2 separate regions of the Mus musculus genome follow, and region 1 is linked to region 2. The links are chromatin loops, found by intact Hi-C in ENCODE. Cell type or tissue: gastrocnemius. All regions are shown on one strand. Each heading gives the region's core, and the rest is flanking DNA. Links, peaks and the distances in the headings are about the cores only. Region 1 overlaps Nagpa (N-acetylglucosamine-1-phosphodiester alpha-N-acetylglucosaminidase). Region 2 holds the start of Sec14l5 (SEC14-like lipid binding 5).

Evidence for each region. Hi-C counts contacts between places; a loop is a spot of excess contacts. Peaks named below come from ENCODE experiments on the same cell type or tissue, not always from the same donor. Only the 100,000 strongest peaks of a DNase experiment are listed, where the experiment ranks them.
Region 1: a loop joins it to region 2, with 2.5 times the contacts of the local background. A loop is called at or near these places in 9 of 42 quality-filtered maps.

What each region holds. Positions count from the first base shown.
Region 1 is chr16:5,190,856-5,201,562 of GRCm38, reverse strand. It overlaps Nagpa (N-acetylglucosamine-1-phosphodiester alpha-N-acetylglucosaminidase), which reads left to right. Exons shown (of 10, transcript NM_013796.3): 3 at 50-189; 4 at 1,512-1,620; 5 at 1,819-1,947; 6 at 2,627-2,832; 7 at 2,940-2,987; 8 at 3,750-3,851; 9 at 3,945-4,008; 10 at 5,505-6,283. The coding sequence ends at 5,715. Among named protein-coding and RNA genes, the nearest start is that of Nagpa, 7.8 kb to the left of the region's middle. In gastrocnemius, for the core only: a CTCF peak has its summit at 6,282 (motif pointing right); DNase peaks (open chromatin) are centred at 2,732, 6,288 and 7,201.
Region 2 is chr16:5,140,787-5,151,493 of GRCm38, reverse strand. It overlaps Sec14l5 (SEC14-like lipid binding 5), which reads right to left and starts at 4,385. Exons shown (of 16, transcript NM_001127725.1): 1 at 4,365-4,385; 2 at 3,646-3,749. The coding sequence starts at 3,708. In gastrocnemius, for the core only: CTCF peaks have their summits at 4,451 and 5,733 (motif pointing right); DNase peaks (open chromatin) are centred at 4,643, 5,057 and 5,722; H3K4me3 peaks cover 4,279 bases; H3K27ac peaks cover 3,835 bases.

The DNA.
Region 1 (10,707 bases), core at 1,901-9,900, 49 kb before region 2:
CCAAAGCTGCTCTTGCCAATGAGTGAACCTCCTGCCTCCCCGCTTCCAGGTACCTGTCTGAGGAGGAGGTTCTGGATCCCGTGAATCCGTTCGTGCAGCTGCTGAGCGGAGTCGTGTGGCTCATCCGCAATGGAAACATCTACATCAACGAGAGCCAAGCCATCGAGTGTGACGAGACACAGGAGACAGGTCAGGAAGCACAGGTGTTCTGTTTTATTTGTATTAGGTTTTGATTTGTTTATTTTGTGCATGCAGCGGGTGCATGCATGCTCCTTTCCTTTCGCCATGTGAGTCCTGAGTATTGAACTCAGACTGTTAAGTGTGATGGGAGGCACTTTACCCACTGAGCCACTTTCCCAGCCCTCAGCATCAGCTTTCTTCAGACCCAGGAACAGTGTGAGTGGGTTATTCTTTAGTGTTCCCAAACATTTACTGAGCAGCTATTTACTGTTTAGCACTATGGTGAGAGTCCTAGGGATTCAGTCTTATGTAGAATATAGAAGGAGAATCCTTGGCAATAAGCTGGAAAATTGTGACAAGTGCCAAGAAAGAAACAGGAGAAAGGGGACCGGTGGGGACCAGAAGCACAGGTATGAGGAAAGTGCTGCAGATTTGCTGTATGGTGGCCTCCACATGGCCTAGGAGTTTGTCATAAATGCAGAGCCATGAGTCCACCCTCCCTATACCTCCCATCCAGAAACCACTGGTTAAATCCTAACAACTTGGGTGTGCAGGCACTCCCTTGGTGACTCTGATGGACACTCAAGGTCAAGGGCCACTTGGGGATGGGCTGATGAGTTGGCTTGGTCAGTAAAGTATTTGCCTTGAAAGTGTGAGGACCTGAGTTGGAGCCCCAGAAAGAAACATTAAAAGCCAAGTGCTGGGATGCACACTTGCATTCCCAGGGATGGAGCTGGAAGGCAGGGATAGGCAGATCCACGGCCACACGGTGATATTCTAAGCTAACAAGAGACCTGTCTCACACAGAAAGTGGGTGGCACCTGAGGACCAACACCCAGGGTTATCCTCTGACGTACCTCCAGAGTGGAAAATACTGGGGTGGTGGAAAAGGACACTTTGGTCCTGGGAATCTGGCTATTCAGGGTATAGTGTAGAGGGAGAGGGAGACTCAAGAGGCTGTCTTTGAGTCAAAGGAACAAGCTATCAGAAGAACTCAGGGCAGAGGCCTGTGGTTCCCAGGCTCAGGGCAGCCTTCAAGGCCCTAGGCAGAGAGTAGCTGCTGGGTGAACAAGTACAGAAGTGAGGCCTGGGGCCTCAGGCAAGGCCTGTGAAATCCTTCCACCAACATAGAAGTTTCTGGAGACTGAGATCACATGAAGTGCTTCTGGCTGTGGCATGGAAGCTCACTGGAGGTGGAGCTGGGATGTGGCTCAGTGATCCAGTGCTTGCCACACGTGCACGAGGGAAGGAGCCATCAAAAGAGAGAAAGTCGGGAGACCTGAGGGGTCCCCTGGAGAGCTGGGTAACCACCCCGGGCCCTTCTCCTTTAGGTTCTTTTAGCAAATTTGTGAATGTGATGTCAGCCAGGACAGCCGTGGGTCATGACCGTGAGGGGCAGCTTATCCTCTTCCATGCTGATGGACAGACGGAACAGCGTGGGTGAGTCCCAGGAACCCTCGGGGCTGTTTGCACTCAGCCACCCCTACCTTCCAGTCGTTTCTGGGGTATTGGTGGGACAAGACAGCTTTCCGGCCATTTTGGAAGTTTCATCTGGAGGCAATAGCATTTACCTACTAGTGAAAGAAGACAGTTAAGCCAGAGACCACAGGGGCTCAGCTGCATACCCCCTCTGCACAGCCTTAACCTATGGGAGATGGCAGAGTTCCTGCGTCAACAAGATGTCGTCAATGCCATCAACCTGGATGGAGGCGGTTCTGCTACTTTTGTGCTCAATGGGACCCTGGCCAGTTACCCTTCAGATCACTGGTAAGAACCCCTGAGCCACCTTTGTGGCTCTCTCAGACTGTCTCACTCAGTCAATACTGAGACCCTGTTGTGTGCCAGGCCCTGGGTATCCAAAAGTGAGCAGAAGAGCCGAGATCTCTTCCCTCAGGGTGCTGCACAGCCCATCCCTGGAAACCTGAGACAGGTCAGGAAAGGCCTCCCTGAGGACAGTGAAGTAAGACCTGAGGAGATGGCTGGCCGGGGTTGAGAGAGCCTTTACCGGAAGACAAACTGTACGCAATGGGGAAATCCGCTAAGTGGCCCAGGGAGAGGCTGGAGCTATAGCTCAGGAGGAAAAGTACTTGCCTCGCAAGCGAAGGACCTGAGTTTAAACTCCAAAACCCATATAAAAAGCCAGATACGAGCAAGTGGCACATGCTTGCAGTCCCAGCCTTGTTGAGGAAGAGTCAGGTGAATCCTGACCCTCTGGCCAGCCAGCCTAGCCTACTTTTTGGCAAGGTCCAGGCCAGCGAGAAAGATAAATAAAATAAAGTTTTAAATGACATGTATCTAAGGTTGTCCTGACTCCATATGCGCACGCACGCATGCACGCACGCACAACTGGCAGAATGGAAAGGGAGGCAAACTGGACAGCCTTTATAGGCTGCGGCAGGGACCAGCACCAAGGCCTAGACCTCGTCTCACAGTGAATCCCCCACAGCCAGGACAACATGTGGCGCTGTCCCCGCCAAGTGTCCACTGTGGTGTGTGTGCATGAACCGCGCTGCCAGCCACCCGACTGCAGTGGCCATGGGACCTGTGTGGATGGCCACTGTGAATGCACCAGCCACTTCTGGCGGGGCGAGGCCTGCAGCGAGCTGGACTGTGGCCCCTCCAACTGCAGCCAGCATGGGCTGTGCACAGAGAGTGAGTGGGGAGCCCACAGGAGGGTGGTGCTCTGGCGGGACCCCAGCTCGCCCATGCTAGACTCCCGCCTGTGTCCTTACCCAGCCTCTGTGGTCTTGCTTTGGTAGCTGGCTGCCACTGTGATGCTGGGTGGACAGGATCCAACTGCAGTGAAGGTGAGAGCTGCCTGCAAACACTCCTGGAGAGGGTGGCCTGGCTGCACGCAGCTGGTATGACGCCTTCGTCCCTCCTTCTGGCTTGGAACTTACCTTCAGAGCCTTTTCTCATTTCGCATGTGGATAACCCGATGTTCTACCTACTGAAAGAGTCCCAGCAAGTAGGAGGCCAGATTTTCAGTATTGTCCACTCAACTCTAAGGACCAATAGCAAAAAACAAAGTGTGGCCGGCCACGCCCCTGAGGGAGATCCACCAAAGTCCTTAACTCCTGGAAAGCAGCTCCTGGTGATCCTAGGCATGGGTAGGGTGGTTTCAGCATCAGCTCAGTGGAGTTCCCATTCATAATTTCTTCATCCTTTTAAGGTCATAAGTTCTAGAGCCCACCTTAAATCTAGGCAGTATTCTTGGTGTTTATCTGAGACAAAGTCTTATACAGCCCACGCAGTTCTCTAACTTAGTATGTAACCGAGAATGGCCTCAAGCAACCTGCTTCCTCCTTTCAAGCGCTGGGATTATAGGCATAGCACCAACTTATAGGGTGCTAGAAGTCAAACCCAGGGCCCTATGTATATGCAGCAAGCACTCTAGAAACTGGAACACAGCCCTGTTTGCAGCCCGGTTACCTTGGAGGGTTGGGTCCCAGGGATCTGAGGGCATCTCCTTCAGCATGGCCATGTGCACACCCAGGAGCCAGGCTGTCTGTGACAGGAGACCATGCCACCCAAGGTGAGACCTCCCTGCCACCATCTCCTCTCCACAGAGTGTCCTCTGGGCTGGTATGGGCCAGGTTGCCAGAGGCCCTGCCAGTGTGAGCACCAGTGTTCCTGTGACCCGCAGACTGGCAACTGCAGCATCTCCCAAGGTATGCGGCCTTAAAGGTTCTTGAGCTGGGAGCCCTTGGGGCAGGTCTGGGGTAGGTGGACTCTCCCCAGCCCTTCTTTCTGGTGTCTTGCAGTGAGGCAGTGTCTCCAGCCAACTGAGGCTACGCCGAGGGCAGGAGAGCTGGCCTCTTTCACCAGGTAAGTGTTTTAGCAGGCACTGAGCCCCTATGTCTCATCCGTGAGGCACTAGCCAGGCCAGGAGGTCACAGGTTACCCTCTACTTTGCAAGCTCAGGGACAGTCACAGGTAAAACTGGCATCCAGGAAAGACCCTGAGCTACCCAGTGGAACTCAAAGGTAGCAGGCTATGGGTGTCATGCCTCTGGCTGCAGAGACTCCACTTAGATGCTGGAGCAGGGCCATAGAGACAGGAAGGACTCACCTTATTTCTGAACTCTTCCGTGTGTTCAGGCTTTGTGTTGTTGTTGCTTCCTTTCTGCTGTTTCCTGGGTTTCCAGCTCCATCCCCACAGGGCTCATGGAAAGAATTGTGAAGCAGGGGGTGTGGCTCAATTGGCAGATTGATTGCCTGGCATGCAGAAAGCCCTAGGTTCAATCCCCAGCATTTCATATCATAACCCAGGCATGGTGGCATCATGTGCCTGTAAGTCCAGCACTTGGGAGGTAGAAGCAGAAAAGCCACGAGTTTAAGAATGTTAGGGAGTCTTAGGCCAACCTGGGATACCTAAGACAAGAGATAGATGTAGGGAGATAGATTGACAGACAGACAGACAGACAGACAGACAGACAGATCTTGAGCTGGACCTTCTGGCACAAGCCTGTCATCCTAGCTATTCCAGGAAGCTGAAGCAGGAAGATAGCAAATTCAAGGCCAGCTTAAGCCACAGATTGAGTTCAAGATCAACCTGAGCAACTTTATGAAATCCTATTATAACATAAAAAGTAGGGGTGGGAGGTTAGGCTGTAGCTCAGTGGTAGAGTGATTGCCTAGCACGCACAAGGACCCAGGTTCAATTCCCAGTACTGCAAAAAATATATTAGGAACCACCTAAAAGCAGTAACATTCACATTAGATGTGTGTGTGTGTGTGTGTGTGTGTGTGTGTGTGTGTGTGTGTGTGTGTGTGTGTGTGTTTTGTTGGGTATTTATTTCATTTACATTTCCAATGCTATCCCAAAAGTCCCCCACATCCTCCCCCACCCACCACCTTGTTTTTTTTTTTTTTTTTTTTTTTTTTTTTGACCTGAAACTCACAGGTTAGGTTAGACAAGCTGACTGGTGAGCTCCAACTTCCAACGTACCATCATGCCTGGCTTTTGTTTTGGTGTCTCTGTGTAACCCTGGATGTCCTGGAGCTCTCTCTGTAGACCAGCCTGGCCTTAAACTCACAGAAACCCACCTGTTTCTGCCTCCCATGTGCTGGGATTAAAGGCGTGTGCCACCTCACCCAGCCCTGCTGGACTTAAATTGGGTCTTCATTTTATAAGACAAGCATGAGCTAATTCCCCAGTTCCTAAAAATGTTTTTAAACATCCTTAAAACATCAGAGACTGTCTGTGGTATTCCCTCCATGTGTCTTCAGTATACCTACTCCCCTCCCTGCCTACTGGGTTCAACATGCCCAGTTTGGGTTCTGGCTGCCTGCCCCCACTCAAGACTCTCTTTTCCATCCCAGGACCACCTGGCTAGCCCTCACCCTGACACTAATTTTCCTGCTGCTGATCAGCACTGGGGTCAACGTGTCCTTGTTCCTGGGCTCCAGGGCCGAGAGGAACCGGCACCTCGACGGGGACTATGTGTATCACCCACTGCAGGAGGTGAACGGGGAAGCGCTGACTGCAGAGAAGGAGCACATGGAGGAAACTAGCAACCCCTTCAAGGACTGAAGAGCTGCCCCAACGGCATGCTCCAGATAATCTTGTCCCTGCTCCTCACTTCCACAGGGGACATTGTGAGGCCACTGGCATGGATGCTATGCACCCCACCCTTTGCTGGCCATATTCCTCCTGTCCCCATGCTGTGGCTCATGCCAACCTAGCAATAAGGAGCTCTGGAGAGCCTGCACCTGCCTCCCGCTCGCCTATATCTGCTGCCCAGAGGCCTGTCTCGCACAGGGGTCTCGCCACTGCCAAAGACTCCCAGGAAGCCACTAGCAAATGGAACTCTGTAACCCCATCATGACAAGAGTGGCCACTCTCCGCCTGCACAGGGATGAAATAGAAAGCCTTACACACACACACACACACACCCTCGGCTCAGCCACGGCACTCGCCTTTTATACAGCCTCATCGCTGGACAGCCAACTAGAACTCTGCATCCTGTCACAGGAAGCACCTCATAAGAAGGGATGGGGAGGGAAGGAAGTCGCCTTGTTTACAGACCTATTTTTGTTGTCTTGTTCCCTAAAGGAGTTTTCTAACACTTGAATAAATTGGGATACTAAAACAAGCCACCAGGGGGCGTGTGAGGTCTGAGTCCTGAGCTGCTGCCTCTCATGGGGACGTTGGACAGTTCCCCAGTGCCTCTGTTAACCCAATGCTGCACAAGTTTGGCCAGGCACAAGGCCACCCAGGGACCATGCTTTCTTTGATAAGTTGCTTGGGTCATGTTTTATCACTGCAATAGAGAAGTAACCACAGTCATGTGCTGTGTTCCTGCAAGCTCCAGTCGGTGCTGTTGCTGCAGGCTAGGCTACACTTGGAAGGCAGGGATTTCATTGGTCCTAACCATTTTCCATTGGTGGTTGTCCTAGTTACTTTTCTATTGCTGTGATAAGCAACATATCAAAGGAAGCAATTTAATTTGATTTAGGGTTTCAGAGTGTCAGAATCCATGATGGTGGAGCAAGGGACCAGATGAGAGAGAGAGAACCTCAAGACTTACCTCAAGTGATACACCTCCCTTCTGACCCTACCCAAACGGTTCCATCAGGTGGGGATGTAGATGAGCCTGTGGAAGCCATTCTCACCGGAACCACCACATTCCAATCCCTGCCCCCATAGGCGTACTGCCATATCACAGTGCAAAATGCTCTTAGTCCAACTTTCCCCTTACTCTTTCCCAGTCTCAATACTGTTTTAAAGTCTTTTTGGAGACCCAAGGCACTCTGTTATTGTAACTTCCTGTAAAATAAAAAGGCAAATGACATAGGCCCAACATACAATGGCATGATATATATGTTGCCATTCCAAAAGTGAGGAATGGGGGCATTGCCAGGAACTGCTGAGCCAAAGCAAGATGGAGAGCCGACAGGGCGGACTTCAAACCCTGTAGCTCAGGGTCTGTTGTCAAGGGCTCTTCAGATCTACTCCCTCCAGCTCTGCTGCTGTGACATACTTCTCTTTCTTGGCCTGGGTCCCTGTGTGCAGCTCTCCTTGGCAATACCCCATGGCTCTGGCACCTCTAACATCTTGGAGTCTCCAGTGCAATCCAGACTTCGCTTTCACAGTTTCATGCAATGGCCTCTCAGAGCCTTCCCTGCAGGGACTCCCTTCCAAATATCTGGCCTCAGTGACTGTCCTTAACCAAGGAGGACATGTCCTAAACCCCTTTACTTGTAGATTCTTCGTGACTCTAAAGTCAGAACCATGCAGATGACACTGCCAGGTTTCATTACCCACGGGATGGAGCCTGGTCCCCTTAGGCTCATTTGCAGACACTTTCCTTTGTTGTTGCTTTTTAGCAGAAAATTCCAGGGCCCTTCCCTTTTCACAAGTTGGAGGCAAATGACTAGTTATGGGCGGGTGTTACTCTGAGAGCGCCCTTTCTGCTTTGTGGTTCCCACCACACCGCTCCTTACCTCCTTCAGATCAAGCCTTGGCTCCAATACTAAGTTCCCTGGTGCTCTTTTTCACCTCAAACTCCACATTTTGTATTTGTTTGTTTCACTCACTTGCTTGTTTCCATTCTAGACCTACATGAGAGTGATTGACAATAACCACATAGAAGGGTCACTATTGAGCTGTATTGAAGTCACCAAAAGCCAGGTGGTGGCAGCACATGCCTTTAATTTCAGCACTTGGAGGCAGGGGCAATGAATCTCTGAGTTTGAGGCCAGCCTGGTCTACAGAGGGAGTTCCAGGACAGCCAGGGCTAAACCCTGTCTCAGAGACAGGTTTTACTCTATCTGCCTTTGCTCTGGAAAGTGACCTCACTACCAACCCCCATCCAGCTTGCCTTGAGTCCTCAGACAAAAGACACACACACACACACACACACACACACACACACACACACACACACACACACACACACACACAGAGTTCCTGTTCAACTTGTGGTAGAGCACAATTGCTGGGTGTTACTATCTCCCACCTGGAAAAGTGTGCCCTTAATATTTTTATCGCCACTCCTCCCACCTGCCCTAAACCTCCACCTACCCCCTGCCAAACATCCTTGACCACCGGCCTGTAGTTGTGGCCACAGGCCCCAGCTCCTCTTGAGACCTCACATGGCTGCTGGCTTCTTCTCCCTCCAAAGCATGACAAATACTCCACCTCTCCTTCCTTGCATCTGTCTTTTCCTCCTGGGACCCAGAAGTTCCAGCTCTACCTTCTGCCCAGCAATTGGCCCATGGCTTTCTTTACTGACAGATCAAGAACCAGTTGGGGAACAGGACCTTAGCATCAGAACCACCCCCTACAATCTCCTTCACCAAAGAAATCATTCCATTATTTTTCAATTCATTCCCAGGGAAATTCTTAGGACAAGGGCAAAAGACAGCCACATTCTTAGCCAAGTTTACATGTACGGTCTCTAGCCCTCTTGCTAATATCACTCTCTTCTGAAACCTCTTGAACTAGGCTTTCATAGTCCACATTGCTGTTAGCATTGCTGTCCTCTAAGCTCCAACTAGGATGGCCCAATAAATCCCTTTTATAGCATTCAACTATTTTCCTAGTCCAAAGTTCCAGAGTTTTCAACATTTCTCCAAAAATGATGGCCAGACCTATCACAGAAATGGCCCACTTCCTGGTACTTACTTTATTCTTAGTTAATTTTCTATTGCTGTAATAAAACATCATGACCCCAGCAACTTATAAAGAGAAAGTATTTAATTTGCCTTATGGTTTTAGAGAGAGTCCATGATGTCAGAGTAAAGAAGGAACAGTTGAAAGATCACATCTTGATTCACAACCACCAAGCAGAAAGACAGAGACAGAGAGACAGAGACAGAGAGAGAAAGACAGGGAGAGAGAGAAAAAAGACAGAGACAGACAGACAGACAGAGAGAGAGAGAGAGAGAGAGAGAGAGAATGAGAATGAATACTGGGAATTGCACTAGTTTCTTGAAACTTGAAAGATCATCCCAGTGACACACCTCCTCTAAGGCCACACCTCCTAAACCTTCCGAAGCATTTCCATCAGCCGGGAACCTGGTATTAAAATACATGAGCCAGTGAGGGCCATTTCTTATTGGTGGTGGTGGTTTGGTTTGGTTTGGTTTGGTCAAGACAGGATCTCATGAAGCCTGGGCTGGCCTCATTCTTGCTACACAGCCAAGGATGACCTTGAACTCCTAATCCTTCTAGTTTGTCTCCAGAGTCCCAGAAGTGCAGTCATGACACCACAGTCATTTTACATAGTGCTAAGGATCGAGCCCAGTGTTTTGTGCATGCTAGTCAAGTGTTCTGTCAACTGAGCCACGCCCACATCCATACAATTCAAGTCAGGTGTCCACATGTAAAGTCAGCATTCCAAATTCTTGGTTTCTCTTTCAAAGAGCTCACACAGATACCCTTGCTGTCACTCAGGCAATGACTCGCTGTGACGGAGTAGTGACATTCTTCCCTGCCCTTTGGTCTGGATACCTTTCCTACCTCCCAGCACAGCAGCAGCAGCTTCCCAAGTCTGTATCCTGCCCCACCTGGGGTGCGACAAAGCTCATCACTTCTGGCCCATGAAGGGGCTTCAGAAAGGGTCCAGCAGGTTCCCTGTGAGCATGTGATACTGTGCACTTAGCGTCTATGAGAGGAGCGGGACTTTCCAAACATGTTTGTTATTTTCACTGTGTGACTTCCTGGGAAGATGTGAACAGATATCTATCTATGCAGGCAGGCCAACACTGGCAGACACAAGGAATGAGTCCAGCCAGGCCTAGCTCGGTGAACAGTGAGTTTATTGGAGTTACTCACATAGTATGGGTGGCTCAAAGGCAGCTGCATCACAGAGTGGCTCACCCCAGGACAGGTGACCAGTCATGAACACTCAGTATTAAAGTTCCTGCTTGACCTGCAGACAGCTCAGTTGACCAGTCTCCTCTCCCCATGCTAGTTACTTTACTGCTTATATGATGCTAGGGAAGGGACCTTGTGAATCTTGTCACCTGCATTTACTTCCTGAGTCTGATACACTCCTTCCTCCTTTGGGAGCAGATGTTTCAATTTGGAGAAAGTTGTCATACAATACCTTTACTATGTAATACTCCACTCCAAAAAAAAAAAAAAAAAAACCCTACCAGCCTAAACAATTACTGTTTATCTTTAAAATTACCATTTCAAATGATTCTAACATCATGCAGACTTTGTCAATGTCTGGGCTAGGGTCAGTTATTTTAGACAAATTTTAGCCAATTGCTGGGTGGAAGGAAGAGACTGGATTTCTGGGTCGGCAGGCAAGCAAGCAGACACAGGAGAGGAGAAAGCAAGTTTTCTTTTTCATTTTCTTTTCTTTTTTATTTTCTTCTCTTCTCTTCTCTTCAATTTCCTTTTCTTTTCTTTTTTTTTTAACAGGATATTTTACTTATTTATATTCCCATCCCTTTCCCTGTTTCCCCTCCACAAACCCCCTCTGCAAACCCCCTATCCCATCCTCCCCTCCCCCTGCTTCTTTGAGGGAGCTCCCCTACCCACCCACTTCTACCTCCCTACCCTTGCATT
Region 2 (10,707 bases), core at 1,042-9,041:
AGAGTTTTCACAATTAGGAGGCTGACAAAGGAAGATTGTTGTGCGTTCCAAGCCAATCTGAGCTACAGAGTGAAATCCTTTATCAAAATAAACACTAATTAGTTGGGCCAGTGAAGTGGCTCAGTGGGTAAAGGTGTCTGTGGTAAGACTGAAGTTCAGTTCCCAAAACTCACAAGGTAAAAGAAAATTGAATCCAGACAGTAGTAATCCTCTGACTGGAGATGTCTGTCTGTGTGTCTGTCTGTCTGTCTGTCTATCTATCTATCTATCTCTTTCACTCTCTAAAATGGTGTAATAAAAATTTTAGAAATCTTGCTGGAAAGATGGCTCAGGGGTTAAAAGCACTTACTGCTCTTCCAGAGAGGACCAGGGTTTGGTTCCCAGAACACACATCAGGTGTCTCACAACCACCAGTGACTCCAGTTCCAATATGCTCTGGCCTTGGTGGGTGCCTACAGACACATAAACTCATACAGGCATATCTACATGCACATAAGTAAGAAAAATAACCTTTGATCAGTTTAGAAGCCAATCAGTAAATCTGGGAAGCCTTTCCGGTCCAGCTGGGGGGCTTTTGATGCACTGGGTGATCCAATTCTCCGAACACTCCTGTCAAACACAAACCAAAAGGCCCACAGCTCGGATGCCTGGAGGCAGCTGAGTTCATCCCCAGTGGTCCAGCCTGGAACCCACACTGAGGGCAAGTATCAGCTGAGGAACAAAGAGGGGCATTAAGGGCAGAAAAACCCCTTTGTGCCTCCAAAGCCACAAGTTCTGTGTAGTGATGTGGTTATTTGAGGGACAATAGCGTTTTGTCAACAGTCAGCAAAGCGCCTTTGTCTGTGGCGAAGCTGCAGGATCTGGACACGGACAAGAACAGGACGGAAGAGCGGAGGTGGCTGTGACCCACCCTCCAGAGAACACTTTGAAGATGACTCAACGCAATTTACTTTTTAATTGGTTTGTTTGGTTGTTTGGTTGGTTTGGTTTTTTGAGACAGGGTCTTTCTGTGGAGACCAGGCTGGCCTCCAACTTACAGAGATAAACCTTCTCTTTTCTCCTCCTCCCTCTTCTTTTTCATTCGGGGCTGGAGGATGAGGGCTTGAGACAGTGTCTTACGTAGCTCTGTATATTATCAAGCCTTGTAGCTCATATGACTTTGGATTTCCAATCCCCCTTCTTCTGCCATCTTCCCACCTACTGTTGAGATCCTAGACGTGTGCCATCACACTTGATTGTGAACATTTTTTTATAACCTATACATAGTATATTCAGTTTACATTTTTGTTTGTTTCTTGAGACAGGGTTTCTCCGTGTAACCCTGGCCATCCTGGAACTCATCCAGGCTGTCCTCAAAGTCAGAGGTTCACCTGCCTCTGCCTTCTGAGTTCTGGGATTAAAGGGTATGCCACCATTGCCTGGCTAAATTTATATGTATTAAGCCCTCACAGTACATTATTTTCCACCCTATAGACATGTGTCTTGGTTTCATGGCTGAAAAGGTTTTGAAACAATTCCAGAAGGAGATGACAAACTCTCTCTTCTACTCAATGAATGAATAGGCTCAGAAACTTAGAAAATGTGAGTAGCCAGGACCACTAGAAGACTTACAGTTACCTACCATTTCCTCTCCCCTTCCTAAGAGTTTTGTAAGTGTTTAAACTACATTGATTGATTGACCTGGGAGACTGTGCATGTAGAGGTCAGGGGACATATTTGGGTGTCTATTCTCTTTCACCATTTGGGCACCAGCGATGAAACTCAGGTGATCAGGTTTAAAGGCAGCCATCTTTATCCAATGAGCCATCTCACCATCCTTTCTCTTTTATACAGGGTCTCAAGTAGCTCAGGCTAGCCTTGAACTCATGACAAACTGAGGTAACCTAGCCTCCTAGCCTCCTACCTCTAACTTCTGGCCTGGGATTATGGTGGAGCACCACCATATGGGATGACAAGGTGCTGAGGACTGAGCCCGGGGCTTTGTTCATGCCGAGAGAACACTTCACAGACTGAGGCATAACCGTCTAGTATTTCCATCTGCTTGGTGTGAAGTGAGCTATGTACTGAGACCAACACACACGGACACGCACATGCACACTGTTAATCACCATGACAACCTTATGCCAGAGTGTGGAAAACAGCAGCATGGACTCTGTGCTTCTGACCAAAATGGCTGTCTCAGCCTCGCCCTCTGGAGTCACAGCCCCATGGCACCCTACAGCCTGCCTGCACAAGAGTCACAGTGTGAGCCAGAACTCACGGCTCATTTCCTCTTCATCAGAGCCTGCTGTAGGAGCTGCAGATACCGATTCACTCAGCCAACAGCCCGTCACCATGATTTGGAACGCCAGAGATCTCCATTTTAAAGATAGGCAGCAGAAGATCAGGGGTGGGGTCGCCTGCTCCCAGGGTCCCCAGCTTGTCAGCCTCCCCATCCTAAGAACCAGCCCTGTGCAACGATGCCTTCTGTAGACCTTTATCTTCTATAGGCCAGAAAAACATAGGCATGTGGGCTCCTAGCGTTGGATCAGGCAGGACACATGCGCAGATCCCCCAGCTGAGACAGGTTCTTGAAAAGAAGGCTGGAGTTAGCAGTTGGGGGTGGAGTGCAGCAAATCGGGAAGACATTTGGTGTTTTAGACACTAGCAGGGTGTCCAACCTTTTGACACTGATATGCTGTTCTAGTCTACAAGTATATTGGGCCACATTCATAGCTATCCTGGGCGCAAGTGGCCCATGGGCCACAGGTTGGACACATTTGCAAAATATTTCAATATAATCACTTGTAAAACCTTCTCCTCTCCCCACCCATGTGTATGTGCATTCATGCACACATGTGTGTGTGCATGTGCATGTGGGTGCTTGTGTATGTGTGTATGCATGTGCGTGCTTGTGTGTGTGTGCATTTGTTTGTATGCATGTGCATGCTTGTGTGTGTGTGTGCATGTATGTGTGTGTGTGCTAGGCATGGAATTCAGAGCCTTCTGCATGCTCTGCAAACATTCACCACTGTGCCATCCCTCCAGCTCTAGATCTTGTGTGATAACAGGGAATGCCATATGTCACAGGTACCTACTATGTGTCAATCATGTGGCTTCTGGGACACCAGTCACTTCTATTACCGTCCACCACAAGCCCGTGTCATAGCACTGTCCCCATTTCTCTGAGGAGAGACTGAAGTTCCGGAAGGCAGAGTGGTGGAACCCAGAGAAGGAATCCAAGCGTTCTCTACCTCTGGCCTCAGTACAAAAACCTGACCCAGAAGGCCAAGGGTCTGCGGTCATGCCTAGGCACACAACTGCCTCAGTACAGGACACTCACATACACACTCATACCGGAAGACTATATCTCCATCTCCTCTTTTTGTTTCTATGTAGCCCAGGATGGCTTTGAACTCCTGATCCTCCTGCTTCAGCCTTTGAATGTAAGGATCATAGCACATATCCTCATTCTAGAGCTTGTATTTTATCTGCTCGGCAGGGTTTCAAGAGTCATGACAGGTGGGAGGGGGTGGTCAGGCAAAGAAGTCAGGACAGCTGAAAAGTTCAGTAAAATTTCTCCGTTTCATAGCCTGAAATGTCCTCTTTCTTTCCCACCATTGACCTCCAGTCACAAGAGGAGCCCAAGAACCAGGGGTCACTCACCGCCATGACCAGCTCGAATGGATACTTGTATACTCGGACAGGAGACTGATATTTTTGCACCATGTTCCAACTCAGAAGTCACCAGGACAGAGAGAGCACAGAAGCTGGAAATGAAGAGTTACTGGTGAGGTGGCAGCTCCTTTCACACAAAGCATGAGCACTGTCAGGCAGCCCCGACCCTCAAAGTAAGAAACTGATAGGATTATCAGCTAACCCGGGCCAGGTACCTGTCCACTACCCAGCTCCCCAACCCACACTCAGCCCTCTGAGAGCAAGCAGCACTTCATGCTGTCTCCCCATCCCCACTCTTTCAGAGGCACCCTCAATGCCACCCACTCAAGCAGGCACACACATTTACATTCCCACGATTGTCCTCGCACATTCTCCCCGTGACTTGCTGTGGACATCCTGCCCTATGCCCAACCCCCAGTGTTTTTGTGCCTGCCCTTTCATTTTCCTCCATAATAGCCTGACACGTGCACCTTTCTGTACGGTTCACCTGCATCCCACTCCCACACAGGACAGTCCTTGTACACGCAGCATAGAACTTTGCACAGGCACTCAGCTTTCTGCAGCAACTCCACACACGCGCACTCTATCCCCCCAGGTGCACACTAATGGGCACCCACACAAAGCTATTCGAATACACATACATGCGCAGGCTCCGCTGCTCCGCTCACCCTCAGAACTGCTGAAAACACAGCACAGTGCTCTGGCACCTGCTTGACCTGGGAGCTGAGCTCGCCAAATCACCAGGAGGCGCCTTGCCCGGACCGCAGAACTCAGGAGCTCAATAGCCTCTTGTCAATCCTACACAAACAGTGGCCTGTAGGGCAGAAGAGGGACCAGAGCGGTGACAGACATGCCCAGCCTGGACCGCTCCAGGACCCGGGACAGAGGGAGAGCCTGAACTGGCCTGGCACCACCCCCACAAGATTATCTTGTTCCCTGATTGGTTTGGTCCCAACCCCGCCCCGGCCAGACTCGCCCCGCGTCTTAAGCCTGCCCCTCATTTTTATTCATCCCTCTCTTGGTCACGCCTTCAGCCCTACCTTTGCTCCCTATTGGCCATGGCTCGAGAAGACCCCACCCGTGTTGACCCTGTTCACACTCACCCAGACTCAACAAAGGCTCCGCCCCCAACCCAGTCTCTGTACCCATGAGCACCCAGCCCTGAGGACGCGACCCCCCAACCCCCGTTCATTTGCACCTGCCCAGAGTTACAGAGCGCGACTTCCCTAGTCCACAACTACCTCGTTCTGAGTAACCTCTTCTTGAACCTACTGCACCTGAACTTTTTTTTTTTTTTTCCGGTTCGGTTTGAGGCGAAATCCACACTGAAGACCAGTCGAGGCTATATTACCCCAACCTCCGGATTACAGATGTGCTCCACCATGTCCGGCTGACCCCTGGCCTTGATCTCATTCTCCACCTGACCTCGCCTCGAAGGCTGCAGGGGTCTAGCTTAAACCCTTCTGTATGCATTGTTTATTCACTCTTCACACCTTTACAGAGCGTCCACTAAAAGTCGGGCTGTCCGACGTTAAATAAATTAGGCAGGCTGGAGAGACAGCTCAGCAGATAAAAGCAGGTACTAGTCTTCAGGAGGAGCGGAGTTCGACTCGCAGCACCCAGGTCAAGAGGCTCACAAAGTCCTGTAACCCCAGCTCCAGGGGGACCACCACTCAACTACACATAAATATATACATAATCTAAGATAACAAAAGTAAATCTTAAAAAATAAATAAGGTAATGCGCATTATTTGGTAATGTAGACATGGAGAAAATTGCAGAGGAGAAGATAATCAGGAAAAGAGTCACCCTAGGCTTTTGTCCCTTCTAACTTCAGCCGCATGCAAACCCTGCCAGTCTTCCCAGGGTGCCCAGGGAACAGCTTCACTCCCATCAGCCCTCCCTTCTCTCAACCTAGCAATTCACCGTGCAAGAGCAACGGAAATGGCCCTGATATTGTTGCCATCTTCTTAGCATCCTAGGTAAGATGTAATCAGACCTCGCAGACAGCACGTGCTAAAGCGCTATCTAGGTTATAAAGTAGAAATAGGAGTCGAAATTCCCAGTGTCAACACAAGGTGGCAGCAAAAGATAACCTAAGTAGCCACAGGCTATTGTTCTGTCCCAGGTCTCCGTATTTGATTCATTGAGGGGACTTTAGTGGTCTCCCCAGGATCAGCACAGTGACTTAACACTGTCATCTGGTGTTTTCCCAATACCACACTTAAGCCACAATCTTCTCTGCTCCAAACCTTAGGGAAGATGTGACTGTGCTAGAAGAGTGGGTAACATGTTGGATACAGGGAAGTCTGAGGAAAGAGAGGTGCCTGTGCGTGGACAGAGCACTGCACTCCAGCGCCAGGGACACAAATTAATAATATCACTACCACCTATAGGGTTGCAGTTCCCTTTAGCTCCTTGGGTAATTTCTCTAGCTCCTCCATTGGGGGCCGTGTGACCCATCCAATAGCTGACTGTGATCATCCACTTCTGTGTTTGCTAACCAGTACCCGGGAGCTCTTGTCTCTAGCTGCATATGTATCAGAAGATGGCCTAGTTGGCCAGCACTGCAAAGAGAGGCCCATTGGACTTGCAAACTTTATATGCCCCAGTACAGGGGAACGCCAGGGCCAAAAAGGGGGAGTGGGTGGGTAGGGGAGTGGGGGTGGGTATGGGGGACTTTTGGGATAGCATTGAAAATGTAAACGAGGAAAATACCTAATTAAAAAAAAAGTAATATGGGAGGTGAGGGAAAATGACAGGAAGTAGTCTTCTTCAAGAAAGAGTCCTCCCAGTTGGTTAGCCAATAGTAAGTGGTCAGCCCTGTAACTACATACATATATGTAGCATTATTTGGACTGAACATATTGTATTTTATATTTATAACTATTAAATAAATGAATATTAAATTATAAAAAATAATAATAATATCACTACCGCCACACACGTACATATTGTTCCATACACTCTGCTAAAACCTTTCAAATATAAATGCACTTAATCCCCAAACAGCTGCTGTCGGGAAGAAAGGGCTTGGAACTTGAGGGAGCTGGTGCAGGCAGAACACTGCAAATGCATTAAATGTCACCAAGTGGTCTACAGAAAGATGGCTGACTGTGTGTTCTATAAATTTCACCTCATCTCAAACAATAACTGGAGAGTTGGTAGTGTTGCGCGGCTCCCGTGAAGTTCTGGGTTCCACCCTCAGCACCACATGTAGCCCACCTGGAATATCAGCCCTCAGAGATGGAAGCAGGAGGATCAAAGTTCAAGGTCATCCTCAGACAGACAGAGCAAGTTTGAGGTTAGCGTGGGCTACATGAGACTGCCCCAAAAGTAAGTAAGTAACTAAGTAGCAGTTGGAGAGATGGGTCATTGGTTAAGAGTGCTTACTGCTCCTGCAGAAGACCCAAGTTAAATTCCCAGCGGCTACCCTGAGTGGCTCACACCTGCCTTTAACTCCGCACCAGGCAGGCTACCCAGTGCTCCTTCCCTTCCAAGGGTACCCACACACATTGCAAACACTCACATGAACGGGTAGAAGTAAATAAAACAATAATGAATCTTTAAAATAAATAAGTAGCTGGGCGGTGTTGGCGCACACCTTTAGTCCCAGCATTTGGGAGGCAGAGGCAGGCAGATTTCTGAGTTCGAAGCCAGCCTGGTCTACAAAGTGAGTTCCAGGACATCCAGGGCTAAACAGAGAAACCCTGTCTCGAAAAACAAAAACAAACAAAAAAAGAATTAGTGATCTTAGGATTCAAGTGAGAGACCTGACCTAAAAATGTAAGGAGGAAAGTACTTGAAAAGACGCCTAGCTGGGTGTGGAGGCCCACACCTTTAATCCCCTCACTCAGGAGACCTCTGAGTTCCAGGACAGTCAGGGCTACACGGAGAAACCCTGTCTTAGTTAGAGTTACTACTTCTATGGTGAAACACCATGACCTAAAGCAAGTTGGGGAGGAAAGGGTTTATTTGGCTTACACTTCCGTACTGCTGTTCATCATTGAAGGAAGTCAGGACAGGAACTCAAGCAGAGCAGGAACCTGGAGGCAGGAGCTGATGCTGAGGCCACGGAGGGGAGCTGCTTACTCACTTGCTCCCCATGGCTTGCTCAGCCTGCCTTCTTATAGCACCCAGGACCACCAGGCCAGAGATAGCACCACCCAGCATGGGCTGGGTCCTCCCCCATCAATCACTAACTAAGAAAATGCCTTACAGGCTTGCCTACGGCCTGATCTAACAGGGGCACTTTCTTAATTAAGATCCCTCCTCTCAGATGACTTTAGCTTATGTTGAGTTGACATACAACTAGCCAGTAAGCCCTGTCTCAAAAACAAAAAGGAGACTGGACGCCTAACCTCCATATGCATTTGCACACGCAAGCATCTGCATACGCACACACACACACACACACACACACACACACAGAGTAAAATAAAGTAGAACATGAGAATGCCCACTGCAGTTCACTGCAATACAGCAGCTCTCCGTGCATTCAAAGGCTGTGTAACCAGAGTGACAGCATGTCTTCACAACGCTCTCATCCTCAGAGCATTGTCTCTCTTCTTAGCCTGCCCCAGCCACCACACAGCCACCGCTTCTCACGGATATCGCATCTGTCCCTGAAGTCCTCCACCTGGGCTATCTCCAATTCTTAGCTCACAGCTCAGGACCTTTGGGGACCCTCTAGGACCACCCAGGTCACAGTTGGGGTCCCTGTGCACAGTTGTTCCGGTTGTAACCTGCACATGTCACACAGTATTCCCAGTCACTTTGCAGCCTTGATTAGGCAGGAGCCGGGTCTAAAGGAGCCGATGCAGGACCCTGCCCACTATGATCCCTGGCCTTTCCGAAGTCTGTTCATTCCCATAAAGGCGTCTGGATTCCACCCAGAGTCACCTGTGAGCCAAAGGTCACCTAAAAGCAAGAAGACTTTAAGTAGTGGAGGAGCCTCTGTATGTGGTGAGGGGGTGCACAGGGCTGGGTAGCTCTGTAGGCAGCATGGATGCTGTCATAGATCTAGCCCCCTGGGTGACTTCTGCCCCTCTGTTCACAGATGTGTGGCCATACCGTCCCCTCTTTCATTGTATTTCACTTTAAGATTTGTTTTTATTTTAAATTATGTACACACATGAGGGTGAATGCTGACAGAGCCAAAGACCTTGGATCCCCTGGAGCTGGAGTAAGAGGAGCCCCAGGAATTTCCTCTTTAGACAGTCTTGCTATACATCCAAGGCTAGCCTTTTGTTTTATCTGTAGCTGGGAATGGACCCCTAGGGCCTCCCTCCAGGTTGCTGGGCAAGTGTAGTGTCCCCAACCACCCATCCTTCCTTTCTGTGACTGAGTCCTACTCCCCTGTGGACAGGCCACATTCTACTCCCTTGTGGATAAGCATCTGGGCTTACAGTGTGGCTTCTATAGGTAGATAAAAGCATGTGAATGATGTCGAGATAATCCAGACTTGGACCCTAAGGAAAAGCCAGGCTGCATTTCACACTCCTATGCCCAGCCTCCTGAGCTTCCAGCAAGAGAGGTGTCCATCATGCCCAGCTCCTGGGTTTTGAAAACACCTCAAAAGGGACAGAGGCAGTGGGTGTTTTAGAAGTGTCTCTGCCCACACGGTGTCCCCTAAGGGTCCCAGTGGTCACTGGTTACCTGGCTACCCTCTAGGTGACTATATTGGAGGGTGAGAGACAGAATGTAGAAAGGAGACCCTCCTTACTCCCTGCCTTCACCAAGGCCTTTTCCCTGCCTTTCCCCAGTGCTCCTGCTGGCCAGACAAAGGGTCCCTGCAGATTGTGGGAGGCACCTATGCTGGTTCCTGGACTGCTGTCATGCAGAGCAAACTTGTGGCTTGAAACACAACACAAATTCCCATCTCACAACCCAAGAGGCCTGGAAGCTGGGATGGGCCCCACTGGGCTAAAGGTGGGTGTCAGCTAACCCATCCTTCTGCGAGCTCTGAAGGAAGCTGGTTTCTGGCCTCACCCAGACTCCAGGCCATCTGCAGAGAGAGGCTTCATGTGGGGAGAGAGCAAACAACTAGAGCATACATAGTGTGGCCTTGCTGAGGCAAAGGGAGAACTAGGTGTGTGCTACTACACCCCAAAACAGGAACAAGACTCAACCTGCCCTGGGGTCCCATCTCTCTATGATCCTAGATTGGACCACGGAGCCTGAAGAAAGAACATGGAGGGGGGGGATTCTCTTCCTCCAGCCACAGCAGGCCGTGAGCTCTCCAGGAAAGGAAAGAGACAACAAACTCCCCGTCTCTCTAGGTCAGTAGGGAAGGGGAGAGGTCTGGACATGGCTTTCACCTCAGTGTCCCTGGCAAAGATACTTCATTTAGTGCTGAGGGAGGCCAGGCAGGTGCCGGGCACATCGGGGCCCTGGGTTCAGAGACAGACAAGCCAGTTCTGTGGCACATCAGACTGCACTGAGCAATTGATGGGGACAGTAAAAAGCAGAATGAAAGTAGACCCGAGGAGATGGTCCTGAGGCAGGAGACACCCAAAGGGAGCCTAAGTGTGAGAGCACAGATCTTGGGTTTGTCTGTTCTGCTTCTGCCTGCCGTGCTTAGGCTACTGGTGAACAAGTGAGAAGGAAAGAAGGGAAGAGGAGGAGGGAAAAGGAGAGAAAGGAGGCTGAGGAAGGAAGGAGGGAGACCTAAGAACAGGAAGAGGAAGAGACTAGGAAGGGCCTGAGAGCAGGGAGGAGGGAGGAAGAGCCTAAAACAAGAAGAAAGGAGGAGAGGGCTGAGAGGAGGGAGGGAGGAGGGACATGGAGGAGGGCAGGTGGAGGAGGAGCCTGGGAGGAGGGAGAGAAGAGGAGGGGAGCTGGAAACTAGAAGGAGGAGGGAGAACCTAGAAGCACGCAGTTTCTTGTAGCAAGCTGGAAATGAAGATGAGACGAAGTTCAGGCAAATGTCTCACGGCCAACTTTTGTGGATGAGAGGGAAACTGAGGAGAGCCTGCAGCCAGAGGAAGGAGAATGCCATTGCTGTAGGGCCACCCCCACAGGGCAGTCAAGGAACCTGTGACAATGACA